2 separate regions of the Homo sapiens genome follow, and region 2 is linked to region 1. The links are chromatin loops, found by intact Hi-C in ENCODE. Cell type or tissue: gastrocnemius medialis. All regions are shown on one strand. Links, peaks and the distances in the headings refer to the core of each region. The heading gives the core; the rest is flanking DNA. Region 1 holds the start of URI1 (URI1 prefoldin like chaperone). Region 2 has its middle 63 kb from the start of CCNE1.

Region 1 (15,097 bases), core at 3,114-11,113:
AAACTGATCTAACGCTTCAAAAATGCCAATTTCATAAAGACAGAAGGTGGCGGGGAATAATTTTAGATGAAAGAAGATTAAGGAGCTAAGAGAGTCAAATGCCATAGTAATCTCTGATTGGCTCTTGCATTGAAAGAGAGTTATAAAGGACATTTTTAGAAAAACTGAGAAAATGTGAATATGGTACATGTCAATGTTAATTTCTTGAGTGTAAAAAAAGATATGGTTATGTAGAAGAATGACCTTGATGTAAAATGATAAGTGCTTCAGTATTATTGATGTGATGATGTCTGCAATTCACTTTTGAATGGTTCTGCAGGGGGAAAAGGGAAAAAAAAGGAATATATAAAGAGAAAAGCAAATAGGACAAAATGCTAACTGATTACTCTAAACAGTGGTCATCATATTGTTCTTTCACCTTTCCTGTACTTTTATAATTTTTCAAATAAACAGTTGTAGTTTAAGGGGGGAAAATTGCATATGACAGACTAAAAAGATTGAGACATCACTCTGGAGATAAGGGCAAGTGATACAAGCTAAAAGGTTCTTAAACTAAAAATGATAACAACAGGTAAAACAAAATAAAGCAGTTATGGCCAAATCACAGATTCCACGCACCTTCTTCCCCCTTTCCCCCCAGTGTTTTGGGACCATTACCATCTTTTCTTCCAATCTAGAGAAGCCTAAAACAATGAAATGGGTTTTTTCCTCCTTGAAATACTGTTTTATGTTTATTGACAACTTCCAAAGAACTAAAACCAAAGTTGTCTCTTCTTATGGCACATTACTGGCACAATACTAAGTGCCAACAACAAGAAGTTTATCTAAAATAAAACTTACAAGTAATGAGTTCTGAAAACTCACCTACCTACAAAACGGAATGTGCCTTCGGCTATACAAGCAAACATATTCTTACAACTGTGCCTTTCTTAAAAAATAAGTAACCTCTCCCTCCCCCTCCCCCTCCCGTCTCCCCACAGTCTCCCTCTCCCTCTGTCTCCATGGTCTCCCTCTGATGCCAAGCCGAAGCTGGACTGTACTGCCGCCATCTCGGCTCACTGCAACCTCCCTGCCTGATTCTCCTGCCTCAGCCTGCAGAGTGCCTGGGATTGCAGGCGCGCGCCGCCACGCCTGAGTGGTTTTCGTATTTTTTTGGTGGAGACAGGGTTTCGCTGTGTTGGCCGGGCTGGTCTCCAGCTCCTAACCGCGAGTGATCTGCCAGCCTTGGCCCCCCGACGTGCCGGGATTGCAGACGGAGTCTCGTTCACTCAGTGCTCAATGTTGCCCAGGCTGGAGTGCAGTGGCGTGATCTCGGCTGGCTACAACCTCCACCTCCCAGCCGCCTGCCTTGACCTCCCAAAGTGCCGAGATTGCAGCCTCTGCCCAGCCACCACCCCGTCTGGGAAGTGAGGAGTGTCTCTGCCTGGCCGCCCATCGTCTGGGATGTGAGGAGCCCCTCTGCCCGGCTGCCCAGTCTGGGAAGTGGGGAGCGCCTCTTCCCGGCCGCCATCCCGTCTAGGAAGTGAGGAGCGTCTCTGCCCAGCCGCCCATCGTCTGAGATGTGGGGAGCACCTCCGCCCCGCCGCCCCGTCTGGGATGTGGGGAGCGCCTCTGCCCGGCCACGACCCCGTCTGGGAGATGAGGAGCGTCTCTGCCCGGCCGCCCCGTCTGAAAAGTGAGGAGCCCCTCCGCCCGGCAGCCGCCCCATCTGGGAAGTCAGGAGCCCCCTCTGCCCCACAGCCGCCCCATCTGGGAGGTGAGGAGCCCCTCCGCCCGGCAGCTGCCCCGTCTGGGAAGTGAGGAGCGTCTCCGCCCGGCAGAAGCCCCGTCCGGGAGGCGGGGGGCAGCCCCCGCCCGGCCAGCTGCCCCGTCCGGGAGGGAGGCGGGGGGCAGCCCCCGCCTGGCCAGCCGCCCCGTCCGGGAGGTGGGGGGCGCCTCCGCCCGGCCGCGGTCCCGTCTGGGAGGTGGGGGGTGCCTCTGCCCGGCCGCCCCTTCTGGGAAGTGAGGACTCCCTCTGCCTGGCCGCCACCCCGTGTGGCAGGTGTACCCAACAGCTCACTGAGAACAGGCCATGATGACGATGGCGGTTTTGTCGAATAGAAAAGGGGGAAATGTGGGGAAAAGATAAAGGAATCGGATTGTTGCTGTCTGTGTGGAAAGAAGTAGACATAGGAGACTACATTTTGTTCTGTACTAAGAAAAATTCTTCTGCCTTGGGATGCTGTTAATCTATAACCTTACCCCCAGCCCCGTGCTCTCTGAAACATGTGCTGTGTCCACTCAGGGTTAAATGGATTAAGGGTGGTGCAAGATGTGCTTTGTTAAACAGATGCTTGAAGGCAAAAAAAAGTAACTTCAACATTACTTATTGAAGTTACAGAACTTACAGAACAAATATACTCTTTTCAATAAATTACCATAATTAAATCAATTTAGAAAAAGCATTTCTAAAATTCAACACCCACTCATAAAAACTCATAGCAAACTTGGAATATAAGGAAATTTCCTTAATCTGATAAAAGCAAATACAAAAATTACTCACAGTAAATACCACACTTAATGGTAAATGTTTAAAAGTTGACCCCTGATGCCCACTACCAGCACTTGAACTGGCCAGTATCAAAAGCAAGAAAAAGAAAGAAACAGCATACGGACTGGAAAGGAGAAAATAAAGGCAATCTTGAGGAACCACAACTAAAACTACACCACCATGTACCAGGTACCAAGATAACACAAAGTCATAATGATTTAGACAGTGTAGGTTTGCTGCAAGAACAGACAAGCCAACAGAACAGTCAAGAAACTGATCTACTTACACAGTCACCTGATTTATGACAAAGATGACAATGCGGTGGAGACATGACACTCTTTCCAATAAATGCTGATGGGACAACTAGGTATCCATACAGTAAAAATGAAACCTGACCTCAATCTCCCCCATATACAAAGCCAATTCCAGGTAGAATGTAGATTCTCAATGTGAAAAGCAAAGCAGTAAAGCTTCTATTAGACAATATAAGAGGATATCTTCAGAAAAGTAGTAAGAAAGACCTCTTAAAAATAAGACAAAAAACACTAACCATGAAGGAAACAATTGTTAAAATTAAAAATGTCTGTTGATCAAAGGACAGACACCACTGTAAGTGCTCCAAGTCAAGCCACAGACCAGGGAAGAAACTTACAATATATAATTGGAAAGGCAGTCATTACTATGAATCAATTAGAATATAACTAACATCCCAATAGAAAGTAGTTAACAGATGAGCAGGTATTTCACAAAAACAAAACACAAAAATCCAAGTAGCCAATAAACATCTGAAAAGGTCATCAACCTCATTACTCATCACTAGATTGGCTAGCAAATATGAAAAGACACATGGTGGTAAAGACTGAAGCAGGGAGAACTTCTGTCCACTGCTAGCAAGCGGTAAACTGGTATAACCACCTTAGAAAAAGCATTCTAAGTGGAACTGAAGACACAAACACGCCATGAGAAAGTTCCAGGCAAAAACTAGAAACAAACTGTTCATCTGAAAAATAAACAGTATTAATGAAAATTCTAAGATCGGATCTGTAAACATCTATCACAATGCGTGGCACACAGAGTTGCTCCCTATAATGTAATTCCATCCGTCCATTTCTTCACATATGCATGACAAATGGATATAATTTAAGATCAGCCTCAAAACACATTCCAATCGTTTCCCATCTCACAAATATGAAAACCAAAACTCTTACAATGATCTGGTACTGCTCTCATACTGGCTAGAAAGCTCTTCTCTAAAATATCCTCCATATATCCACACAGCTCACTCCCCACTTATTTCAAGTTTCTGCTCAAATGGAACCTAACAGAGAAGCCCTCTCTGATGGCTTACAGAAGACACCATCCCTCCACTCACATCCCTCATTCTCTACACGCCTCTTACCTTCCTGTTTTTCTACTTAGCCTTACCTACCAAACACCCAAGGTAAGGCTATGTAACTGCATGCCTTCACCCCTAGAGTGTAACCATGAAAGAAAGAACTTGCTGTATTTTGTTCATTACTGCACACTCAGCAGAACATGCCTGGCATGTAGTAGATACTCATTAAATATTTGTTACATAAATTCTATGGCATGGATTCTAGGCTTGGAAAGAATAGCTGTTATATGGCCTACGTGGCTGACAGTTCTTTAAACTATGTGCAGTTTAGTTTATCACAAGAAATATGAAAACCCTCCATTAAGTTAAATTAGCTGTTCTGCTTTATAAAAAATTTAAAATATTTACTCTTAATGCATTTAATTCCCCAAGGATCTATATCAGGAAGTATAAGCTATTCCAAAATTCCAAGTGAGAACTACATGAGGCACTCAATTATAAATATATTATCCTAATGAATTTTCTAATCTTACTATTATCCTGCAAATAAGCCTATAAAAACGATACTGGATCCACCACTTTTTAAAATATTACAATAAAATCTCAGTAGTTCTGCTAATAAAAGCTAATAGTATCTAGAGATAAAATACAGGTATCTCAGAAACATCACCTTAGCCAAGAAACAAAAATTTCAACATAATGCAATTCTTAGAATCAGATTTAACAAGATCTTAGTACAAGGAAACCTCCCTGAACAGCCCAAGACACTCCACAACAGTCCTAGACCACACATTTTATGGTATAGGTCACAGTCTAGACAGGTTAAGCTTCCATTTTTCCAACAAATATTTTACTGCTGTTAGTAAAAACAGATTTAGTTAAAGACAAAAAAAGGATGATCTGAATTTCTCTCCTCTCCCTGTATCTTATAACAAATGAAGATTAAATAAAACCTTTGGGGGGGGGAAGGAAATCAACTGGAAGATGGTTGTTTGAATAAATTATATATATCAGCTCTGAAGTAACCAAGAAATAAACCTGCCTAACCGGCATTCAAACCAGCCAAGAGCCATTTTTCAGGCTCAGAAAGTGTTTTGCAATTAAAGTAACATTCCAATTTTCGTTAAAATTAAAATAAGTTTTATCAATAGCTTTTTTTGGAAAAAAAAAAATCCCATCCAATTTTACAAACTTTTAGGTAAAATAATAAAATTGTGTACTTTTAAAACAATGGTGTTTTCCTATGTAAAATGTGTAAATATTTATATAAACGTAACTGGAACCACCCTATACATACTGTCCTAGTTTTCAATGCCTACGTAACAGCTCCTGATTTATTTAACCAATCCCCCAATGTCAGACTTTTAGTTTTTCTCTTTATAAACAAAGCTGCAGGGAATGTTTCTTACATGTTTTATTGCTAGATCAAAATAGAAACAAACCGAAGTTCTAACTAAAATAAATTGTTTTGGAAATGTTTCACCATTGACTGTAAGTGAAAGCAATGTTAAAATATTTGATCCTAACCGCTGACTACAGATATTGTCACTTAGAGGTTGTGGCTTGTTCATGCCCCTTGTCTGTCCTCTTCCTCAGGTTGCCAATTTTTTGTCCTTTTTATTCCATGTTCCAGAGAACATACAAGAAAAAAAGAGAGAGAGAGCGTAAAACTTGTTATACTCCTTAGCTGAATTTGGAAAAAAAGAAAGAGCAAAACTAATGAGCAACATTTAAGCCACATTACCTACCAGCCCCTCTCAATCAAGGCTCCCAGAGAAGATTATGCCCTAAGCCTAAGGCACCCACTGTGTGTAAGGAACTCATTTCTCTCTCTGCATCTACAGCCAACTAGGTAGGTACCCTCTCAGGGAAAACTGAGAACAGTCATTCAAATCATTTTCTGCAGAGTTTAACTCTGTCTCACAAAACCCATGTAGGGAAAGGCCAAGAGCTTAAAAGCATGTTTGATTCATCTTTCATAAAGGAATACTAAGTGCCACATATGAAGCTACTATGACATTTTCCCCTTCTACACTCAGGATGTCACTACGCTTCTACTTTACTAGAACTCACTGTACTCCCACAACTGGGCCAGCTTTAAAGCCTAAATAAATTGCTTCACAAAAAATTTTCACTGCCGATTTACTGGGTAGTTTTCCTGTACTACACTATAATTACAGTGCAGCTATCTAATCAGTTTATTTTGTGGCCTTGTGGGTCTCCTGTCCACTGAAGCAAATGCTTCTATTAAATAAAGATAGATTAAATACTGACGCGCTTTTTCCTGAACTGGGGATAATTTTACACACCCATGACAGATATACGTGGTTATTTTGTGTGCCGAATTAACATTAACACAACACAGAAAAATAATTTGGTAGCACAGTCAATGTCTACAGAAAACAGTCATTCAGTTTGCCACAAGACTGTAACTGAAAAAGCAGTTACTCTCTCTTCCAATGTAACTCAACACGATACCAGAAAGCTGTTCAGAGCACCCCAAAAAGTATCCTTTGCATTTCAGTCACACTAACATCAGAATAAAACTAAGGATATCTTTTTAATATGCCAAATGGCAGAAAACATATCAAGTCAGCATTATGCACGTATTATACACTGAAGGAGGTGAAATTAACCCACTGCAGCAGAGGAAAGGCAATAGAAACACCATCCTCTGAGGGTCTGTGTCACATTCTCTGAAAGAATAAAAAATGCCAAGTTTTGGCAAAAGGAGTAAGATTTCATGAGGGGCTGTTTTTTCTTTCTTCTTTTTCTATCTTTCTCTTTTAAAAAAATACATTAATGTCTTCTAATTTAAAGACGCCAAACTAGTTAAGTTTTATATATATATATATATATATATATATATATATATATATATATATATATATATGAATGACAGGGTCTCACTCTGTCGCCCAGGGTGAAGTGCAGTTGCATGACCATGGCCCACTGCAGCCTCAAACGCCTGAGCTCAAGTGATCCTCTCACCTCAGCCTCCCAAGTACGTGGGACTACAAGCGTGCACCACCATGGCCCGGCTAATTTTTTGTATTTTTTTGTATAGACGGAGGTCTCCCTGTGTTGCCCAGGCTGATCTCGAACTCCTTGGCTTCAAGCAATTCCACGACCTTGACATCCCAAGCAGCTGGGATTACAGGTTTGAGTCACCACCCTAGCCACTGGATTTTTAAACCTTCATCTTGAAAACATGGCTTCCAAACCTAACAGTTGCGTTATTAGAGAAAAATGGCTGAGAAATGAAAATCCAACCCACAAAATAATTTAAACCAACCAGAACAAAGAAAGATTCCCGCAGTTCATCCCAACAGGTGGTTTCCAAGCAAACGAGGGTTTTTTAAGTTCTATCAAAACCCCCATCTAGTAGAACTGAGTATATTTTTGTATCTATGTAAACAGTCGTTCTTATACAGGAATGTTCAATTAAAAAGTTAAGAACTTTTAAACTGCTTATAGTGTTGAAGCAACTTCCTAACCCTTTATAATCCATGCTCTTCCAAACATGACATAAAATATTTTAAGCAAATTAAATACTGCTTTTCAAAGTAACAATTTCAAGACACTTGAGGGGACAGAATCAATCTGAAAGACCACAGAATCCACAGAAAAATCAGATTTAACAATAAAACTATTTCTTAAATTGGGAATACTTCTTTATATAAAGTCCCACTAGGAAACACAAAACTTTGTACCCTTTTCACCAGTAGTTTAAAACTCATTTATTATACGATGAAATTAAAATTTGTAAAAATGAGCCGGGTGCGGTGACTCAGGCCTATAATCCCAACACTTTGGGAGGCGAGGTGGGGAAGGGTAGGAGGGGGAGGATCGCTTGAGGCCAGAAGTTCGAGATTAGCCTGGGCAACATAGTGAGACTCTCTTTTTTTTTTAATGTTTAAATGGCATTATATTGTGACAAATATTAAATAACCAAATATTGCACAGGAAGCATTATCATGACAAACGCGGTAAAACTTTTCCGTGCAATCAAAGAGCAACAAACAGTACACATTTTAAGCAATGTTTAGGTCATTACAAGCTACAAATATTAAGGCGAACGCTTCCGTTGACAGCGTGCTGCCCCCGCCCCCAAATTCCCACGCGCTGCCGCACGCCTTCAGCTCAGAAGCCCCCTTTCCTGGGCAGGCGAACGGGCTGCACACCCCTCACTCCGCTGCGAAGTCAAAGGGCTGCAGACAAAGACAACAGAAGCACGTGACAAAAGTTTATCCCCGTTCCCTCCGGGGGCCCGGGCAGCTGGGCCTAGGCCACGCGGGGCGGCGGCCCAGAGCACAGGCAGGGGCAGCCCGGCGGGCGGAGGCGGAAGCGGCGCGGGGCTGCTAGTTACCTTTTCCTGCTCCTCGCGCAGCCGCGCCACATCCGGGGCGCGCAACGGAACCAGGGCAGGGGCCGGGGCCGAAGGGGGCGAGGGGTCGGGGGGCGTCTCCACGGTGGGCGCCTCCATGACGGGCCCGCGGGCCTCAGCGCGGCGTGTGAGTCCTGAACCAGCGCCTGCGCAGGCGGCGCGGCCGGCAGTTGCCCAGCGCCCGCGCGCCCGCCCTCAGGCACCGCGCGCCCCGCGCCCAGGAGGCCGCGCCCGCCGCCGCCGCTGCTGTTCGCGTCCGCGCCGCCCGCTGCCGCATCTCACACGTGCATGTCCCCGCCGCCGCCGCCCCGCAGCGGGCTCCGAGTAGCAGGCCGCCTGCCAGGTACCGAGACGCCTCTCCGGTGCGGGCCCAGCCAGGCGTCGCGTGGCGGCCGCGCCTCCCCACACGCCCCGCCTCTCGCGGCACGCCGGAAGCAAGCGCGCAGGCCCCGCCCCCGACACGCCCAGCTCGCGCAGGCCCCGCCCCCAGGGGAGTGCGCTTGATGCGAACCGCGTGGCTGGGGCTGGCGGTGTCCGCGCTGGGCTGCGTTTGTATCCCTCTGGAAGCTTACATTTTATGCCGATATTTCTTTCTTTTTTTTTTTTTGAGATTACGTATATGAAAGCACTAAATATAGGCTTTGGAACCTTAAAAAAAAAAAGCTTACATTCTATAGAAGCTCCACGCCCAGGAAACGCTCGGCAACAAGAGCCGCGTGTCGCCTTGAGTGCCCCATCTCCCTCCCCGTCGTTTGGCGCTGCATCTGTATCTAGGAGCTTAATTCATGTACTAGAGCTGTTTCATAAGCACATTTAATTTTAGCAAATTCAACTCTTTCTGTGCCTTTTTAGTGAGTTGAAATATACAATTATATTTTGCATGTTCATTAATTACTGTACACATTGTATTTTCTCTTATATAAATTAAGCTACTGTACTAATTTTAATATGCTGCTATGAATGGACTAAGAAATTTTCCAAGGATAACTTTGCCCCCACTTTTCTTTTTTTTTTTTTTTTTTTTAAGAGACTGAGTCTTGGTCTGTCGCCCGGGCTGGAGTGCAGTAGTGCCATCATTTCTCACTGCAGCCTCAAACTCCTAGACTCAAGCGATCTTCCCACCTCAGCCTCAGGAGTAGCTGGGACCACTGGCCCGCACCAACACATCCTGTTAATTTTTCTATTTTTTGTAGAGGCGGGGTCTCCCTATGTTGCCCAGGCTGGTCTTGACATTAAGCGAGCCTCCTGTCTTAGCTAACCTCCTGTCTTGGATTCCCTGAAGTGCTAGGATTACAGGTGTGAGCTACCACACCTGGCCGTTCCAATTATTTTAGAACTCCTGTGCCCACTTCCTCCTACAGCCCTTTGTACAGCCTCCTATTAACCTAACTGCGTGAAAGTGGCCTTGCCTTATCTGCTGCAGTCGCTAGCAGTAAAGATGGGTCGTGTTCGTTCCACATCATACAGACAAGTCTAGGCAGAGAGATGCCTGCAGAGTCACAGCCTGGTGTGCCTGCTTGCTCTGCTTCTCTTCCCTCACTCCTGCCCAGCTCCCAAGTCCAGATCCACCCTTTTTTTCCTTTTTATGGCTTCAAAGGAAGAAAGCAAGGACAACTTGGGAAAAGATAAATGTTCATTCCTGTCTTTTCCTCACTGCATATCCAACCATCATCACCTCTGGAACAGCCAGGACCTGACCATTGTTACCATCTCTTCTACCACCACCATCCTCTCTCCATCCCCAGCCACCTCAGCAACCATTGATCTGGCCTTGCTGCCCCTACTCTTGTCCCTTGTAATGGAGATCGGCTGCTGCCCACCCCACTTCCCCTCGTTTAGGGGCTTAACCCGCGACCACATAGTCCTGTGCCTGTAGGAAGCTGACCCACCCCCTAGCTCCAGGCAAAGGGGGTGATGCATCTCCCTTCTAAATAGTTGGTTCAAGAATGGGTGTGCGATGTCGTCCAAACAGAGACTTCCTGGAGGCTTCTGGGAAGGTTCTTTTTTTTTTCCTCTGTTGCCCAGGCTGGAGTGCAATGGTGCCATCTTGGCTCACTGCACCCTCTGCCTCTTGGGTTCAAGCGATTCTCCTGCCTCAGCCTCCTGAGTAGCTGGGACTACAGGCGCGTGCCACCACACCTGGCTAATTTTTGTATTTTTAGTAGAAACAGGGTTTCACCATGTTGGCCAGGCTGGTCTCAAACTCCTGGCCTCAAGTGATCCACCCGCCTTGGCCTCCTAAAGTGCTGGGATTACAGGCAAGAGCCACCACGCCTCTCCTGAGAAGGTTCTTCCTCATTCTTCAAAAGTGCTCCCATAAGGAATCAGTCTATCCCCTTGGCCAGGAAGTGCAAAGCAGGTAGCCCCATGTGTATCAGACAGCCCCCCAGACCACCTAGACACTCCAGTACTCAGAATGAAGTGCGATCTGTGGTCAGCAGAGCTGAGAACAGAACCCAATCCTTGACAGCATCACAGAACTTGATCCAGGGCTGAATCAACCAGCTCTGGAGTCTGCATCACTTCTGAACTTCCCGTTTAAAAGGCCAGTAAATTTTCTAAATGACCAGGACAATTTTCTATCATGAGCAGCCAAAGACATCCAATTCGCACACCTCTAAACTATTATCCACTCAGCAGTCTGGGTGAGCTTTTCAAAGGGGATCAGGTCATGTCAGTCTCCCTTCTAGGGCCCTCCATGGCTTCCCACAGCAACCAGAATCAAATCCAGACATCCTACTAGAATTCAGCATTGTCGGACCCACCTTCCCCACCTCCAACCAAGCCCCCTACCACTCAAGCCAACCACAACAATTTCTCTCTTCTTCAGATACTCCAGACTAGTTCCTGCCTCAGGGCCTTTGCACCTGCTGATCTCTCTGCCTGCAATATTTCTCCCATATCTTTCCATGGTTGCCTCCTTGCCATTACTCAGGCCTCAGTTCAAATAATAACAGGGCTTTCTTGATCTCCTGTCCACAAAAGCCCCTCCCCTCTCCTCTAGGCATCTGCCCTCACCTCACTTTTTAAATTTTCTTTGTAGCACTTATCACACTTTCAAATGATCAGCTTTGGCCGGGCGCAGTGGCTCATGCCTGTAATCCCAGCACTTTGGGAGGTGGAGGCAGGCGGATCATTTGAGGTCAGGAGTTTGAGACCAGCCTGGCCAACATGATGAAACCCCATCTCTACTAAAAATACAAAAATTAGCCGCCGTGGTGGCACACACCTGTAATCCCAGCTACTCGGGAGGCTGAGGTAGGAGAATCGCTTGAACCTGGGAGGCAGAGGTTGCAGTGAGCAGAGATCATGCCACTGCACTCCTGCCTGGGCAACAGAATGACACTTCGTCTAAAAAAAAAAAAAAATTGGCAAGGCGCAGTGGCTCACGCCTGTAATCCCAGCACTTTGGGAGGCCAAGGCAGGCAAATCACCTCAGGTCGGGAGTTCAAGACCAGCCTGACCAACATGGATAAACCCCACCTCTACTAAAAATACAAAATTAGCCAGGTGTGGTGGTGCATGCCTGTAATCCCAGCTACTGGGGAGGCTGAGGCAGGAGAATCACTTGAACCCTGGAAGTGGAGGTTGCAGTGAGCCGAGATCATGCCATTGCACCCCAGCCTGGGCAACAAGAGTGAAACTCCTCTCAGAAAAAAAAAAAAATGGTAGGCCAGGCACAGTGGCTCATGTCTGTAATCCCAGCACTTTGGGAGGCTGAGGTGGGCAGATCCTGAGGTCAGGAGATCGAGATCATCCTGGCTAACATGGTGAAACCCCATCTCTACTAAAAACACAAAAAATTAGCCAGGTGTGGTGGCAGTCACCTGTAGTCCCAGCTACTCAGGAGGCTGAGGCAGGAGAATGGCATGAACCCGGGAGGCAGAGCTTGCAGTGAGCCGAGATGGTGCCACTGCACTCCAGCCTGGGTGACAGAGTGAGACTCTGTCTCAAAAAAAAAAAGTAAATATTATTTTATTACCTTATTACTTTATTACTTATTATTGGTTAATCCCTTCTTCATGTGCCAGGCCCCCCACTGGGAATGGGAGACAAGAGTTGACCAAGGCAAGCACCAGCCCTGTTCATAGATGTTGGAGTCAATAGAGGGCCACTAACATGGTTTGGATATTGTTCCCTCAAAATCTCATGTTGAAACGTGATCCCTAATGTTGGAAGTGGGGCCTAGTGGGAGGTGTTTGGGTCTTGGGGGCGGATCCCTCATGAATGGTTTGCTGCTCTTCTGCAGTAATGAGTTCACATGAAAGCTGGTTGTTTAAAAGAGCCTGGCACCTCCTCCTTCCTCTCTTGCTCCCTAGCTCTTACTTCCACTTGCCATGTGACGTGCAGCTCCCCATTTGCCTTCCACCATGATTGGAAGCTTCCTGAGGCCTCACCAGAAACCGAGCAGGTGTTGGTGCCACATGCTTGTATGGCCCACAGAACTGCGAGCCAAATAAACCTCCTTTCTTTACAAATTACCCAGCCTTGGCTGGGCACAATAATTCACATCTGTAATCCCAAAACTTTGGGAGCCCAAAGCAGATGGATCTCCTGAGGTCAGGATTTCGAGACCAGCCTGGCCAATATGGTGAAACCCCATCTCTACTAAAGATACAAAAAATTAGACAGGCAAACCTCATGAGACATGAATAAACAGCCAGGGGAGTTCTTGATGAAAAAAGAGGCTGCTGGTTGTTGGTAAGAGAACAGCAACAGGGTGGATGCAAAACAGCTGCCATGCCCCATTTCTCAGCCCTCACCCTACCATGAGGCTGCAGGAATAGCTTTCCTGGAATGGCTGGCTGGTTGCAAGGTGGGCAAGATGACCCTTGTCCTCCAAAAATTGGGGCATTTTTGAGTCCTGAGGGATTAGCACAGACTCCTGTATTGGTTTCAGCCCTCTTGTGCTTCCTATGGCAGCATCCATCAGGAGATTTGAAAGTAAAGAACACCTTTTTGTAGCCAGAAATTTACAGATATCATTTCCAGGTCACTGGTTGCCTGTAAAGATTATGAAACAAAAACATCAGTAACCACATGCAATAAGGACTACACACTTTGCAAACATAGTTTGGAAAAGTCTCTAAACAAACAGATGGCTGCAACCCTCAACAAGCAAAAATCAGCAATCCCTGAAGAGGAGGAGAATCTGATTTTCAGAGTTACTACAATAATACCCAAAATGCCAAGTGCTCAACAAAATATTACAAAGCATACAAAGAAAAAGGAAAGTATAGCCTATTCACAGGGGGAAAAAAAGAATTCAATAGAAGCCATCCCCAAGGAAGCCTTTACATTGGAAACATTAGTCAAAGACATTAAATCAACTGTCTTACACCCAATGAGCTAAAGGAAACCAAAATAATATATGAACAAATAGGGAAGGCCAATGAAGAGATAGTTTAATCTTATAAAAAGGAACAAAATAGAAATCCTGGAGCCGAAAAGTACAATAGCTTGAACTTAGAAATTCACTAGAGAGATCAAAAAGCTGATCTGAAGAATCAGGAAGAAGAAAGAACCAGTGAACTTGAAGATAAGGCAATTGAAATTGTCCAGTTGTAAAGAGAGAAAAATAAATAACGAAAAATAGGCTGGCCATGGTGGCTCATGCCTGTAATCCCAGCACTTTGGGAGGCCGAGGAGGGTGGATCACTTGAATTCAGGAGTTTGAGATCAGCCTGGCCAACATGGTGAAACCCCATCTCTACTAAAATACAAAAATTAGCCAGGCATTGTGACGCGCACCTGTAACCCTAGCTGCTGGGGAGGCTGAGGCCAGAGAATCACTTGAATCAAGAAGGAGGAGGTTGCAGTGAGCCAAGATCATGCCACTGCACTCCAGCCTGGGCAATAGAGTGAGACTCTATCTCAAAAAAAAGAAAAGGAAAAATGAACAGAGCCTGATAGATCCATGTGATGCCATCAAGCATATATCAACATATGCATAGTAGAAGTTCCTGAAGGAGAAGAGGAACAGGAAGGGACAGAAAAAGAAATTTGAAGAAATAATGGCTGAAAACTTCCCAAATTTGATGAAGGATATGAACATACACGTCCAAGAAGCTTAACAAATTACAAGCGCGAGAAACTCAGAGATTCATACTGAAACTCACAGCCAGATTGTCAAAAATCAGAAACAAAAAGAGAATCTTGAAAGCAGCAAGAGAGGAACAACTTGTAAGGTACAAGGAGTCCTCAGTAACATTAATAGCTAAGCTTTCATCAGAAACCATAGAGGGGCTGGGTGCAGTGGCTCAGGCCTGTAATTCCAGCACTTTGGGAGGCCGAGGTGGGCAGATCGCCTGAGGTCAGGAGTTCGAGACCAGCCTGACCAATATGGCGAAACCCCATTCTACTAAAAATACAAAAATTAGCCAGATGCGGTGGTGGGCACCTGTAATCCTATCTACTTGGGAGGCTGAGGCTGGAGAATTGCTTGAACCTGGGAAGTGGAGGTTTCAGTGAGCCAAGATTGCACCACTGCACTCCAGCCTGGGCACAAGAGCAAAACTCTAAAAAAGCAAAACTCCATCTCAAAAAAAAATTTTTTTTAAGTGCCGGGCACAGTGGCTCACGCCTATAATCCCAGCACTTTGGGAGGCCAAGGCAGGTGGATCATGAGGTCAGGCATTCTAGACCAGCCTGGTCAACATAGTGAAACCCTGTCTCTACTAAAAATACAAAAAACTAGCCAGGCGTGGTGGCGGGTGCCTGTAGTCCCAGCTACTTGGGAGACTGAGGCAGGAGAATTGCTTGAACCTGGAAGGCAGAGGTTGCAGTGAGCCAAGACGGCACCATTTCACTCCAGCCTGGATGACAGTGTGAGACTCCATCTCAA
Region 2 (15,097 bases), core at 4,386-12,385, 70 kb after region 1:
GCTAGAACCACTTACATGTTTGGGGGTCCGAAAGGCCAGCGTCCGTTGTAAATAATACAGGAACAGAGATGGGCTCTTGGAATGAACATGTCACTCCTGGCCGGGCCGGTGGCTCATGTCTGTAATCCCAGCATTTTGAGAGGCCCAGCTGGGGGGATCACTTGAGGTCAGAAGTTCGAGACCAGATATGGTGAAACCCTGTCTCTACTAAAAATACAAAAATTAGCCAGGCATGGTGGTGCATGCCTGTAATCCCAGCTACTCGGGAGGCTGAGGCAGGAGAATCGCTTGAACCCAAGAGGCGGAGGTTTCAGTGAGCCGAGATCGCGCCACTGCCCTCCAGCCTGGGCAACTGTGGAGACAGGGTCTCACTATGTTGCAGAGGCTGGTCTCGAACTCCTGGGCTCATCAAGGAATCCTCCTGCCTTGACTTCCCAAAGTGTTGAGATTACAGGCGTGATCTGTAATCAGATTTTTGAGACTCCATCTCAAAATAAACCAAGAGAAAATGTCAGCCCTTTGTTGGATGAAGCCATTCCAGGCTGGTGTCACATAATTCACTGTGCTTCCCTGCCCATCCCTCACCCACTGCAGACCTGAAATAGGGCATTGCAAGGGACACCACGACATTTGCAGATGCACACCATTTCTTATGGGTGAGCGCTGATTAGTCACAGGCCACGCAGCCCAGCCCTGTGCTGAATGATGTGGGGCAGATTAGAAACCACAGCCCATTTCTGCTCCTAAGGCTGAATTCCTCCATGGGAAGTCAGGATCAGAAAGCAAAGCAGGAGACGAATATGATCAAGCATTGGATGGCAGCCCCCATTCTCTTATTTCTGCATTTCTCTTAAAGTTCTGTGTTTCAGTCAAGAGTCCACCCAAGGCGGGGCAAGGTGGCTCATGCCTGTAATCTCAGCGTTATGGGCAGTCAAGGCAGGAGGATTCCTTGATGAGCCCAGGAGTTCAAGACGAGCCTGTGCAATATAGTGAGACCCTGTCTCTACAAAAAATAACAACAACAAAAAATTAGCCGAGTGTGGTGGCATGCACTTGTATTCCCAGGTACTTGGGAGGCTGAGATGGAAGGATCTCTTGAGTTCGGGAGGTCGAGGCTGCAGTGAGCTGAGATTACACCACAGCACTCCACCCTCGGTGACAGTGTGAGACCCTGTCTCTGACAAAAAAAAAAAAAAAAAAAAAGAGTCCACCCCAGGCTCCCCGCTGCTGGGCAGGCTTCCTGTCTCCCTCTCCCAGCTGCAGCTCAGACTCTGATCTGCACTTGCACTTAGGACAGCTCACCACACCCCACCAACCCCTCTCCCACCGCTACCCCTCTAGAAGCTGAGCCTCCTGGGAGCAGTGTTGGGGCAGGTTCTGCTTGGTTCCCCTCCAGCACCAGGGCCAGGGTGCGGCACACTCACACCCACCCACTCGGTCACGCCCTGGGTGTTTCTCTAGGGCCCTCCGTGGGCCAGTCTCTGAGCTGGATGCAAACGTTCTTAAGGAGAAAAAGAAATCAGTTTCTGTCTTCTGAGAACTGACAGTGTAACAGCAGTGAACCCAATAAACAACCATAACAAAATGCTCAGCAATGGCAGACCATGATAAGGGTTATGCAGGGAAGGAACAAGACACCCTAGGAGAGAGGAACAGCAGAAACTAAAGCTACATGGGCGTGGAGCATCAGGGAGGCCTCTGCTCAGGGTGTGCACGCCCAGTGCCTCATAGGGGCTCACGGTTTGATGAGCACATTTGAAGGTAATGGAAGGAAAGGTGACAAGAGAGGAGAAAGTGTGCAAAGTGGGGCAAATGGGCTGGGCACAGTAGCTCATGCCTGTCATCTCAGTGCTTTGGGAAGCCAAGGTGGGAGGATTGCTTGAGCCCAGCATTTCAAGACCAGCCTGGACAACATAGAAAGACCCCCATCTCTACGGAAAATAATTTTTTTTTTGAGACAGAGTCTCATCTGTCACCCAGTGCAGTGTCGTGATCTCGGCTCGCTGTAACCTCCACCCCCCAGGTTCAAGTGATTCTCATGCCTCAGCCTCCTGAGTAGCTGGGACTACAGGGGTGTACCACCAAACCCAGCTAATATTTTTGTATTTTTAGTAGAGATGAGGTTTCACCGTGCTGGCCGGGCTAGTCTTGAACTCCGAACCTCATGATCCACCCGCTTTGGTGTCCCAAAGTGCTAGCATTACAGGCATGAGCCCCGGCTCCTAGCCCAGAAAATAATTTAAAAAAAAAAAAGCAAAATGAAATAAAGTGGGGCAAAGGAAAATCCGACTGAAAGAGAGCCTGGCATTCGGTAATCAAAACCCTTTCCAAAGTTGAAGGACCAAAGCTCCGTATGAAGGTGACCAAGGAGGTACTGGGACAGTCGGCCAGCCAGCTCCTGAACGGCTGCAGGTGCACCTGATTCCAAAAAGTAGGAGTAAGTCAGTCCCAGCGGGAAGTACAAGTTCAGCTCCCTGAAGCCTGCTGTGCCATTTATGGGCCATTTCTGCGTGTAAAACAGGAAATTAGGGCATTAAAAATGACGAACGAGCCAAATTAGCCCATCTGTCTCTCACAGAATCCCCCTGGGCTACAGTAACTGTGACCCTGGCCAGCCCCTGAGAGCTGAGAACCAGGCAGGCTGCAGGTCTCCCATGCCCACGGTGCCCGACTCTGCCTCTCTGGGAGACTGAGCCCGGAGCAGGACTCCGCAGGGAGCTGCCTCAGCCAGAGCGGTGGTGGGCATGGTGGGGATGGACGAGATGGCAGGGTCTGAAGCTTCCCCGGGGACGTCTCCCAGAGAGAAGAGCAATCTCCTTCCGGAAGTTTCCAGCAGCCCTGCACCCAGGGGCTCAAACAGCGGCATCAGGACCCAGATTGTCATGAGAGGCTCAGCTGTCCTCGGAGTGGAATTCTTTCACAGGCAGGCTCTCCCCAGTGGCGCCAAAGGCGACTACAACTTCAGTCCCAGCCTCAGCTCAAGGAGAGGGGCTTGTTCAGCACTTCCCCGCCATATCTTGGGATTCGTTCTGATTGGTTCAGCTTAGCTCACTGCCCACCCCTGAACCAATCACAGTGGCCTGCAGCTGCACTTCTGTGCCCTCATTGGTTGGCCATTCCTGGGTAGTGCCACTCCCTGCTGGAGCTCTACCTAAATCACATGGACTGTGAGTCATGGATGGGTCCTCCAAAGAAAAGCAGGGTGACTTGGACAAAACAAACAAGACAGCCAACTACAGCTGGGATAAGAGACGTGTGAAGGGGGAAAAGCAAAACCGCAATGGAAAGGAAAAGTCCCCAAAGGGAAGTGTTAGGGCTCAGAGATGGAGGGGGACCCCGGCAGATCCAGGAGGTTGTAATGGGTCCGGCATAGCAGCTCCAGCCTGTAATTCCAGGACTCTGGGAAGCTGAGGCGGAAGGATTGCTTGAGCCCAGGAGTTCCAGACCAGCCTGGGCAACAGTGAGACGGTATCTCTACAAAAAATAAATATATATATGTAGACTGGCGTGGTGGCATACGCCTGTGGTCCCTGCTACTCGGGAGGCTGAGGCGGGAGGATCATTAGAGCCCAGGAGGTCGAGGCTGCTCCCTCGGGCTCACTCGAGGCTGATCATAGCTCACTATGATCACACCACTGCACTGCAGCCTGGGCGACACAGCGAGACCCTCTCTCAGGAAAAAAAAAAAGAAGAAGAAGAAGAAGAATGTCATGGAAGGAGTGACATTTGGATGGTTATGAAGACTGGGGAGTTCTCATGAGCAGTAACCACTGGGCCATTTTCTACCCTGCACTTTCTCTCTCCTGCAGGTGCCTTTTTCTTAATTACACCCAGAGAGTATAGGAAAGTGGATGCCAGCGATATTTATTTTCTGCTCTGAGCCCAGCACAGGTATCTCACCAGGGGCATCTTTCTTAATGAGGGAAGAAAAATGTCAGAACAGCGATCAGCCACGATGCACCCAGTGGACTTAAAAATAAGCAAAAATAACATGAAATTTTTTTTGCATTAGCTGGCTGTATATATCATCCAAGACTATGAGAGCAGGATTTTCTTTGTGCCATGGTGAGATCTGTTACTAGGGGTTTCCTCACAGTGGACGTGCTTCACAGAGGGGATATTCATTCTGGGGATTATTTTATTCAATTTAAAACCCGAGCAGAATTCGGGGGCTCAAGCCCATCTGTTCCAGCTGAGGTGCCAATCTCCTCCTTGTGTTTCAGGTCTGTATCCTCTACCCTCTTGGTGGTGCCTCCTTACTTGCATCTGAGGTTACACCTTTTATGTGTATTTGGGGGCTTCAGGGGCAGAGCAGAAGTCCCTGCCACTTAATAAGAAAGCAACCCTCTGTGAGGTCATATTACCTTCACACAAACCTGTGAGTAGGGATTCTCATCCCCATTTAAGAGAAGAGGAGACTGAGGCTTGGATGGGCTTATCTACTGATCCACTGTGCTACACACCTTCCCTATCTGCTCTATCAGGGCCAGAGATTGGCTGGGCACGGTGGCTCACACCTGTAATCCCAGCACTTTGGGAGGCTGAGGCCAACGGATCGTTTGAAGCCAGAAGTTTGAGACTAGCATGGCCAGCATGGGAAAACCCCATCTCCACTAAAAGTACAAAAATGAGCCAGGCATGGTGGTGCGAAATCTAATCCCAGCTACTTGAGAGGCTGAGGCACAAGAATCACTTGAACCCGGGAGGCAGAGGTTGCAGTGACCTGAGATCATGCCACTGCACTTCAGCCTGGGTGGCAGAGCAAGACTCTGCCTAAAAACAAAAAACAAAACAACAACAAAAATTAAAAGGAAAAAAAAAACAATTAGTGGGTGTGGTGGTGCATGCCTATAATCCTAGCTATTTAGGAGGCTGAGGTAGGAGGATCTTTTGAGTCCAGAAGTTAGAGGCTGCAGTGAGCCATGATAGTGCCACTGTACTCCAACCTGGGTGACAGAGCAAGGCTGTCTCAAAAAAAAAAAAAAAAAGCTGGGCCCAGTGGCTCACACCTGTAATCCCAGCACTTTGGGAGACCAAGGTGGCTGCATCACTTGAGGTCAGGAGTTTGAGACTACCCTGGCCAATGTGGTGAAACCACATCTCTACTAAAAAAAAAAAAAAAAAAAAATTAGCCAGGGATGGTGCTCGTGGCCCATGCCTGTAGTCCCTACTACTCCAGAGCCTGAGGTAGTAGGATCGGTTGCTTGAATCTGGGAGGTAGAGGTTGCAGTGAAATCACACCACTGTACTCCAGCCTGGGTGACAGAGCAAGACTCCATCTCAAAAAAAAAAAAAAAAAAAAAGTCTAGCCCGGAGCCCAAGCAGGGTGGCCCTGGATGCATTCTGTCCGATGACTGAATGAATGGATCATGGGTCCCCACCCATGTCAGGACTGTATGCTCCGGACACAGGCACCCCAAATCATTTCTGACGCTGGGTGCACAGTTGGAGCTCTCAATAAGGGCTTGATGCTGGCCAGAGGGGCTGAAGAGAGGAGGGGACTAACTCCCCCTCCCTAATTCTAGGCCAAGGCAGGAGAAGGATGAAAAGACTCCGAGGAGGAAGTCCTTGAAGTGATGAAATGAAAGTAATCCTGATTGGCTTCACTTAGAGTAGTTCAGAGGAGGAAGAGCAGAGAATCAAATGAAGCCCGTCCCCAGGTCCCCAGGGCTCAGCTGCTCTCCTTCCTCTAGCAACACAACAACGGTGTAGAGTGCGTGGGGGCCCCACTGCCACTGGACCACTTGGGAGAGGTGAATGGTACTCACCTCGCCTCTTCTGCAGCAGAGAAGTGGGGAGGATATATCAAGAGGAAAACAGAGAGGAGAGTCAATGAGAGACGGAGGTGATGAAACATGAGAAAGAAAGAGAAATGGTACTTAGCACAGGAGACACAGAAGGAGGCTGGAGAGGTGGAGCGGGTTCAAAAAAGAGAGAGGAGCTGGTAGTCTCCCCTCTGCCCTGCACACCCCCTTCACCCTCCTCCACTGGCTCTGTGTACCCCTCCACAGACTCTATCTGTGGATGCCTCGCTCTGCCTTCTGGGCAGGTGGACCTGGGAGGCCCTAGCAGGAAACTGGGGGGCAGAGGAGAGCACCTAGAGTGGGGGTTCCCTGAGCTCCTCCTCCTTCTTCGGTCACCACTGCTATCAGGGAGTGCTGCCTACACAGCCACCTTGCCCTGCGTCAGAGAACGCCTCCTCACGTAGCCCTGCGGCCCCAGGGATGGGAACAGCCCACTGCTACTAGACCCAGGGTACCACTCCTCCTCCTGAGGTCCCCCATGCAAACAGTTATTTATAAAACTCCGCCTGGATGGCCAGATTGAGCAATCCACCCAATGGGTCCTGGATGATACAGGGGCATTTGGGGCTTTTAATCCCCAGGAACGGAAGAACCCCTCTATGGAGGAGAGAGGCCCGTGCCTCTGATTTGAGAGGGTGTCCTCACTTCAGAGGTCACGGAGCATCCCCTGGAGTGGAGCACGGCCTCTTTTGGAAGGCAGCAGCCAGCACAGACTTCTTAGAAGGCCCTGCCCTCTGCTGAGTACCTATGAATGGCTGTTTGTTTTCTGTTGTTGTTTTTTTATTTGTTTGTTTTTGTTTTGTTGTTGTTGTTTTTGAGATAGTCTCACTGTTTCACCCAGGCTGGAGTTTAGTGGTGCAATCTCGGCTCACTGCAACCTCTGCCCCCTGGGTTCAAGCAATTCCCCTGCCTCAGTCTCCTGAGTATCTGGGATTACAGGCGCCCACCACCACGCCCGGCTAATTATTGTATTTTTAGTAGAGATGGGGTTTCACCATGTTGCCCAGGCTGGTCTGGAACTCCTGACCTCAGGTAATCCACCCACCTCGGTCTCCCAAAGTGTTGGGATTTTAGGCATGAGCCACTGCGCCCAGCCGCGAATGGCTATTTGATGAGTGAGTCCCAGGCTCAGCTGCAGCTGTCTTCAGAGGACAACCCTTAAGATAAATAAATAAAGCCTCCCCTGACTGTGCATGCCCATGTCCAGACTCCCAGCTCTATTTTTAGAATGTAGGACAACTTTCTCCCGGAATAGACAAGACACGCTAATCCAGGAGGGAGGCCTGGAGAGATGAAGACGTCGAGTCCAGATATGAATTAGTCGTGAGTATATTATTTGAAGAAATGTTGAACAGCTAGGCAAATATTTGATACCTTTGAATTGGAGCTGGCGTTTTCACAGGCAGAGTGCTGGCAGCTGCTGAGACATCCCCCTTACTGGTGGCATACCTTGCTGTCACACCCGGTGCTGCAGGCCACCTCTGTGGTACACTGAGAAGTAATTAAAGTTGCATGCCTGCTGGAATCCTCCGCAGCCATGCACCAAGCCTGGGTCTCCGGGACAGTGCTTGGCATGTGAGTGGATCCAAATCGCCTTTTCTTTTTTAAAAGAAATATTTATTTTCCTTAAACATACCATCATCTTATTAAAAGAATGAAGTTTCTGCCTCAGTGGGGCTCCTATTTTTGGAAAGAAAACATGATCTGTGGTTTGGACTCTCTAGTCTGTGATCGTGCGGAGGGGGTTCCCAGGAAAGACACCCGCCTTCCCTTGGCTCAGGAAACAGGCCTTGCCTATAAGGCAGGAGGATATGGGGGGAGACCTCAAGGTTTGGGGGCAGCTGTGGGAGTCTCTGCACACTGGCAGAGAATTAACTAACCTCTTGGAGCTTAGAGGGAAAACCCCGGGGAACAATGATGTCGGGGGCACGGTCAGCAGAGTGGCCGAGCCATCTGTACACCAGGTACCTCATCCGGGAGTGGGGGCTGGCATTGGCATCCCCAGTTTACAGAGGGGGAAACAGAAAATCCGCGATATGGCCAACACCAGTGATGTCAGAGCCGAGCCAGGGCATGACGGAGCGAGTATGGGAAGCAGTTTGCAGACCACCCCATGGGGTTTACAACAGCAAAAGCTAATACTCTTCGAGCTCTTGCCTGGGCCTGGGGCTCTACCTGCCTCGCTCAGTCCCCTGTCCCCAGGCTCAGAGGATTCTGGCCCCCCCCCCGGTGACAGTCCCCTCCCCCTCCCCCCTCGCCCCGAGCCTACAGCCCGTTCTGCAGGGGTCATGCCTTGCTCTTGACGATCAGGGCGATCTGCAGGTGCTCCTGGTGGGAGCCTGGCCCGCCCTCCCCTTTTCTGCACCCCCTCCAGGACCCGCAGCCAGCCAGCTCTGAGGTTAATTCTGTGACAGTGTGCAAATACGGCTGCCGCCAAATCGCAGCCTCGTGCCCGCAGCCTCGCGCCTCAGGGGTAAGGCCTGATTTCTGAGCTAAGGGAACCTGGGAGCCTTGCGAAGCCTCCACAAGGCACGCACTTCCATGAACCCCATTTTAGAGATGAGAAAACCGAGTTAGAGAGGGACGCACGTCACCCCCTGGGCACGGCACCGGCCACCGCGCGCTGGCTCCCAGGAGACGTGGGGCTCGGTTTCTGCTGGGAGAAGCCGAGCAAAGCCAGAGGCTGTTGGGGACTTCCCGGGAGAGCGGCGCGGGCGCGGGGGCGCGGGGGCGCTGGGTGGGGGTCTGAGCACCAGCCTGGCCAGGCTTCCCCGCTCCGCAGATGCCCGGGCGCCGCCACCAGATGGCAGCAGACGCTTTGCGATCGAGCGGCCGGGAGGGCGCGGGGCCGGGTCGGAGCGGGGTCAGGGGAGCCCACCCGCCGCGCGGCTCGGTCTCAGGGCCGCCTCCTCCCTCCGCTCCCCCGGGCTGCGCCACCCAGGCCTCCAGGAGCCCGCCAGAGCAGCACCCCGCCCGCCCTCGGGCAGCCACCTCACGCTGCTCAGGAAGGACTGATTGGCTTGGGCCGGAGCCGGGTCCCCCAGCCATCGACCCCGCGGGGAGGGCGCGGAGCGGGCGGGGACTGTGGCTGGGGAGGCCGCGGAGACCCCTCGGACCAGCCCAGCTCACCCCCGCTACGAGACGGGCCGTCACCCACGCGAGCCCTGAGGATGCTGACCTGGAGTGGCGGCAGAGGGCAGAGCGCGACCCTGCCCTGTGTCCCCGCGGCAAGGCCCGCGCTGGGCCCCGCCGAGCTCCACCACGCCCGACGACGCTCAGAACCCGGCCTGCAGTGCTGGATGCGAGGGGTTTGGGCGAGCATGGGTGCAGGCCCCGTGGGCAAGTCAGGGCGCCTCTGAGCTGGCCCTGGCTGGGTGTTGGAGGTGAAGGCTGCAGAATGGGGGAGGGTGGCCAGGCTCCCACCTCGGGGAGATCACCTGGCCCGTCAAGGGCAACGCATTGCACGGGGGCACAAAGATGGACCAGCGGACACTGGGGACTACCACGGGGTGTGGGCGAAGCAAGGGCTGAAAAACCACCTACTGGGTTCCATGCTCACTATCTAGGTAACGGGATCATTCGTACCCCAAACCTCACAGTACACCCGTGTAACAAATCTGCACGTGTAACCCCCCCCCCCCCAACGAATCCAAAATCAAAGTGGAAATTATTATTACTATTTTAAAGAGCAATTCAGGACGGGCGCAGAACAGGATGGAGGTTCGAGTGGGGGTGGAGGGCCATGACCCGGGAGCTGGAATATTCTGCGCCAGGGGACGGGGGCTGAGAGTTGAGGGTGCCCGGGGACCTCTAGAGGGACCCTGCACTACACAGATCGGGACACTGCAGCCAGGAGCAGCCGCGGGCACCCGGGCGTCAAGGGGGAGGTGGAGGCAAGCACTGGGAAAGCGGAGGAGGCGGCTCCATCGTAGCCTTCAAGAAGCTAAAAATAAAGTGCCTCGCGGTGGACGCTGTACAGCCCACTAAAAAGAATGACCTCCTCGGCCCGCGCCATAAAAAGCCCACCTGGCCGTGCGCTCCTGCGCGCAGCCCCGAAGCTCTCCGCTGCCCCTTGGCCTGGAGTCAGGCTGCCTACGGGCGGGAGGGCTGGGCTGCCCGCCTCAGGCTCATCAGCGAAGGCACCCGCGGGCGGGGAGCAGGGGCTGCACTGCCCCCGCTTGGGCGCCTACTGTATGCACATTGCAGTTCCACGCATTTATTCACAAGTCCTTAGAAAGGGTAAAAACAATGAAATAAAACAAAATGCAATGAAGAGAAGTAAAACAATAAAAAATTAAAAGACAGTGTTGTGGTGTGGAATGAAACCTCGAGTTCCATTCCTGGCTGTCATTCCTCTCTGGGCTGGGTCACGGGGATTTTTGTTTGTTTGTTTTGTTTTTGTTTTTGTTTTGAGACAGGGTCTCACTATGTCGCCCAGGAGGGAGTGCAGTGGTGTAATCTCGGCTCCCTGCAACCTCCACCTCCCGGGTTCAAGCGATTCTCATGCCTCAGCCTCCTGAGTAGTAGCTGGGATTACAGGCGCGCGCCACCATGCCCAGCTAATTTTTATATCACGCGTGGCTAATTTTTTTTTTTTTTTTAAGACAGAGTCTCACTCTGTTGCCCAGGCTGGAGTGCAGTGGCGCCATCTCGGCTCACTGCAACCTCCGCCTCCCAGGTTCAAGCTTAATTTTTATATTTGCAGTACAGACGGGATTTCGCCATGTTGGCCAGGCTGGTCTCGAACTCCTGGCCACAAGCAATGCGCCTGCCTCGGCCTCTCAAAGTGCTGGGATTACAGGCATGAGCTACCGTGTTTGGCCGGATCCTTCATTAAACGGGAATATGAATGCTTGCTGCAGACATTTAAAAGGAAGGAAACACGGGGCAGGGTGTGGACTAAGACCTACCAGCTTTTTCTCAGGGTCTCAGGCCCAGGGCCTTACTGCCTTTATTTTATTTTATGTTATATTTTCTCACTGTGTTTGTTCTTTACTTTGTATTGTGTTTCATTGTTTTTGCTCTTTCTTTTCCTAAGAACCTGACCCTAATGCTGACCTGAGCCCTGCACATTCCTGCTCTGTGGTCTGTAAGTCCTGAACACACTGTGAGCACGTAGTTGGAGGGGGGGGGGCTCTCTATCAGATCTTCTGATCTGCCCCTTGCCCCAGAAAGAACCCTCCCTGCTCACAAGGCTGGCTCCACTTCCTGGGCCTCCTTGACCTTAATAAACAAAGGCCTTCTACAAGCTGATAACAAAAAGGCAAACAACACCGTGGAAAAATGGGCCAAGATAGGAGGAGGCAATTCACAGAAGAGGAGCTCCAGACATCCTACAAGCATGTGCAAAGATCCTCAGCCTCTCAAAGTGTCAGGAACATTCCTGCCAGAACAGTACCTGTGACTATGACAAAAATTCAAAAGAACACTAGCATTTAAGGTGGATGAGGTTGTGGGGAAGTGGACACCTATCCTGGTCATTGCTGGTGGGATGACAAATTGTTACATGTTTTGCAAAGTAACTATAATTTTAATTACAATTAAAAATGTCTGTGAGGCCAAGCATGGTGGCTCACATCTGTAATTCCAGCATTTTGGGAGGCCTAGGTGGGTGGATCACGTGAGGTCAGGAGCTCAAGACCAGCCTGGCCAACATGGTGAAACCCCATCTCTACTAAAAATACAAAAATTAGCCGGGCGTGGTGGCAGATGCCTGTAATCCCAGCTACTGGGGAGGCTGAGACAAGAGAATTGCTTGATCCCAGGAGGCAGAGGTTGCAGTGAGCCGAGATGGTGCCACTGCACTCCAGACTGAGCCACAGAGTAAGACTCTGTCTCAGAAAAAAAAAAATTCTTCTCCTTAATTCCTTTTTTGATCCACATGTCAAGAAATAGTTGAGGCTGGGCGCAGTGGCTCATGCCTGTAATCCCAACACTTTGGGAGGCCGAGACGGGCAGATCACGAGGTCAGAACGAGACCATCCTGGCTAGCACAGTGAAACCCCGTCTCTACTAAAAATACAAAAAATTAGCTGGGCGTGGTGGCGGACGCCTGTAGTCCCAGCTACTCGGGAGACTGAGGCAGGGGAATCGCTTGAACCCAGGAGGTGGAGGTTGCAGTGAGCCGAGATTGCGCCACTGCACTCCAGCCTGGGTGACAGAGCGAGACTCTGTCTCAAAAAAAAAAAAAAAAAAAAAGAAAAAAAGAAATGGTTGAATTTCCAAGTAAGTATTACGGGTTTGTTTTCCTCAATGATTCTTGAGGGGAGCAGGCAGGGGCAGTGGGAGGGCCGGGGGGTGGGGGTGGGGGTTGGATTTTTTTTTTTTTCCCCCGAGACGGAGTCTCCCTCTGTCGCCCAGGCTGGAGTGCAATAATAGTGCGATCTCGGCTCACTGCAAGCTCCACCTCCCGGGTTCATGCCAGTTTCCTGCCTCAGCCTCCCGAGTAGCTGGGGCTATAGGCACCCGCCACCATGTCCGGCTAATTTTTTGTGTGTTTTTAGTAGAGACGGGGTTTCACCGCGTTAGGGATTTTTTTTTTAATTGTTGCTTTCTGTTTTCACTAGGATATGATCAGAGAAGATAACAGGTAGAATTTTTTTTTTTTTTTTTTGGTCTTGATTCCCTGAGATCCTCCCGCCTTGGCCACCAAAGTGCTGGCATTACAGGTGTGAGCCACTGCGCCCGGCCTCCTACAGAGGCCTTTCTACAGAAATCTACTACTTTCTGAAAGAGATACAAGTCATCATCATTATCCAAAAATAATTGTATTAGAGGAAAAAGAAAAAACACTTTAGCGTGAATCCACTTGGGGGAGGGCAAAATTTCATGCATAATGTTATACCGAGACATGAAACCAAGTAGTACAAAAAAGACATTTACTTTATCTAATATTTACTGAAATTTAGGTTATAATTGCAACAATGTCATTTTTAAGACAAATATAAATCCAGTGTACTTTCCCATAGGTATGTTATACTTGAATAAAAAGTTTGCTTAGAAATAATAAATCTAATGTTGACTTTTTGAAAGTATAATTTTTCTAATAAAATTGTGTGATATCATGACAAGACACCCTTCACTTCACATCTGACTTCTGCAATACTACTGTGTTTTGCAAAAGGTAATTGATGGCTTCAGCTATCGTCCTAAGGGCCTCTCTTAATCCTTTGCTATTTGTATCAGTCAGGGTTGCATTTGACAGAAACCCAATTTAGCAACTTTAACAAGCTAGGAGCTTATTTTTCTTATATGACAAAAAAAATCCAAAGGCAAACAGATGGGCTGGTGCCATTGCACACGAAAAACATCACAGATGTGGCCCTTCTGGCCCCCGCTTCACCCTCCTGAAGGTTTCCTATTTGCTTTCTCAAGGTAGCAGCTGCACCTCTAGGAATCTCATCCACATTCCAGTTCAAAGGGGGCATGACTCAAGGCAAAAAGGTTTGAGCCACCTTAGTCTGCCCCTTATTTATCGGGAAAGCAATAACTTTCACAGAAGCCCCACAAGTAGAATTTTTCATGTTACGTTGGCCGAAACACCATCACACGACTACCCCTAGCTGCAGAAGAGTCTGGGAGGAGAGGATTTTTAGCTGAGTACATTACCACCCTAGGCAAAACTGGGTTCATGTCAGTGAAAACAGAATGAATATTGGGTAACAGTTGACAACTTCTGTCACAATAATCAAACCATTTATTTTTATTTATGTACTGAGACAAGCTCTCACTATGTTGCCCACGCTGGTCTTGAACTCGTGGCCTCAAGCAATCCTCCCACCTTGGCCTTTCAAAGTGTTGGGATTACAGGTATGAGCCACCAGCACCTCACCCAATATTGCTCTTTCATAAAATCCTTTTTTTTTTTTTTTTCAAAATGTGTAGTTTCACTTTGTAATTGACTTGAATTATATTGTACTATGGGGTATTTCTACGATTATTGAGAGGCTGACCATCAAAAATGCTGATGCATTTGTCCAGGATAAATGCTAACAGTGAACTGGGAGGAATGGTTGAGTGAATAATAATTTTATAAAAGCTCAATTCATTAGTAACTGGATTCAAGTCACGACTTAACTAAGAATCATAATCATAGCTGTGAAAATTTGGGCAAATTACTCAACCTTCCTGTGCTTCTATTTCCTCATTTGCAAAATGGGAATGGTTTCTCAGTTGTCTAGTTCTGCAAAAGAAACCAGTTCAAAAATTTTAAACAAAAACCATTTTGTTTTCTCACAATTCTGTGTGTGGCAGTTTGGTGTGGGCTCAGCTGGATGGCTCTTCTGCTGATCTTGTCCTTGGTTACTAATGCAGCTATAGTTATCCAGCAACTCAGCTGGGACCAGATGTTCTAAGATGCCTCACCCACATGTCTGATGATGGGTGTTTGGCTACAGGTCTTCAGCAGCCCAGCCCAGGCTTCTTCACACGATGGTGGAAGTGTTCCAAGAGACCAAGAGTGGAAGCTGTGCAGTGTCTTGAGGGCTAACTCACAAGTAAAAAAAAAGTAATTTCCACAACATCCCATTGTCAAAGCAAGTTGCAAAGCCAGACCAGATTCATGGATATAAAAATAGATTCTCTTTGGGAGGCTGAGGGGGCTGGATTGCCTGAGTTCAGGAGTTTGAGACCAGCTTGGGTAACATGGCGAAACCCTGTCTCTTACAAAAATATGAAAAATTAGGTAGGCTTGGTGGTTCGCACCTGTAGTCCCCACTACTGAGAGGCTGAGGTGGGAGGACCACTTGAGCCTGGGAGGAGGAAGTTGCAGTGAGCCGAGACTGAGCCACTGCACTTCAACCTGGGTGACAGAATGAGACCCCATCTCAAAAAAAGAAATAAAAATAGGCCGGGTACAGTGGCTCACGCCACAGCACTTAGGGAGGCTGAGGTGGATGGATCACCTGAGATCAGGAGTTGGAGACCAGCCTGGCCAACTCGGCAAAAACCCATCTCTACTAAAAATACAAAAAAAATTAGCCGGGCATGGTGGTGTGGTGTGCACCTGTAGTCACAGCTACTTGGGAGGCTAAGGCAGGAGAATCACTCCAACCTGGGAGGCAGAGGTTGCAGTGAGCTGAGATCACATCACTGCACTCCAGCCTGGGCAATAGAGTGAGACACCATCTCAAAAAAAAAAAAAAATACATTCTGCCTCTTAAAAGAGGAATTGATAAAGTCACATTGCAAAAGTTTGTATATACAAGGATGGAAGAAATTATTATAGTCATCTTGGCTAACAGATAGTAATAAATCATGACATATAATTTGTGGTAAGGACCAAAAGGGTTAGT

What was found. Hi-C counts contacts between places; a loop is a spot of excess contacts. Peaks named below come from ENCODE experiments on the same cell type or tissue, not always from the same donor. Only the 100,000 strongest peaks of a DNase experiment are listed, where the experiment ranks them.
Region 2: a loop joins it to region 1, with 5 times the contacts of the local background. A loop is called at or near these places in 2 of 110 quality-filtered maps.

Annotation. Positions count from the first base shown.
Region 1 is chr19:29,935,803-29,950,899 of GRCh38, reverse strand. URI1 (URI1 prefoldin like chaperone) reads right to left here and starts at 8,661. Exons shown (of 11, transcript NM_003796.3): 1 at 8,236-8,661. The coding sequence starts at 8,352. RefSeq lists a silencer at 8,136-8,805 and an enhancer at 8,826-8,915. In gastrocnemius medialis, for the core only: CTCF peaks have their summits at 7,774 and 8,090; a DNase peak (open chromatin) is centred at 8,709; H3K4me3 peaks cover 2,067 bases; H3K27ac peaks cover 2,479 bases.
Region 2 is chr19:29,867,188-29,882,284 of GRCh38, reverse strand. No RefSeq gene overlaps it. Among named protein-coding and RNA genes, the nearest start is that of CCNE1, 63 kb to the right of the region's middle. RefSeq lists enhancers at 1-54, 2,770-3,270, 2,989-3,283 and silencers at 1,325-1,384, 3,054-3,113, 8,536-8,995. In gastrocnemius medialis, for the core only: CTCF peaks have their summits at 8,377, 8,581 (motif pointing right) and 9,996; a DNase peak (open chromatin) is centred at 6,964; H3K4me3 peaks cover 1,677 bases; H3K27ac peaks cover 3,733 bases.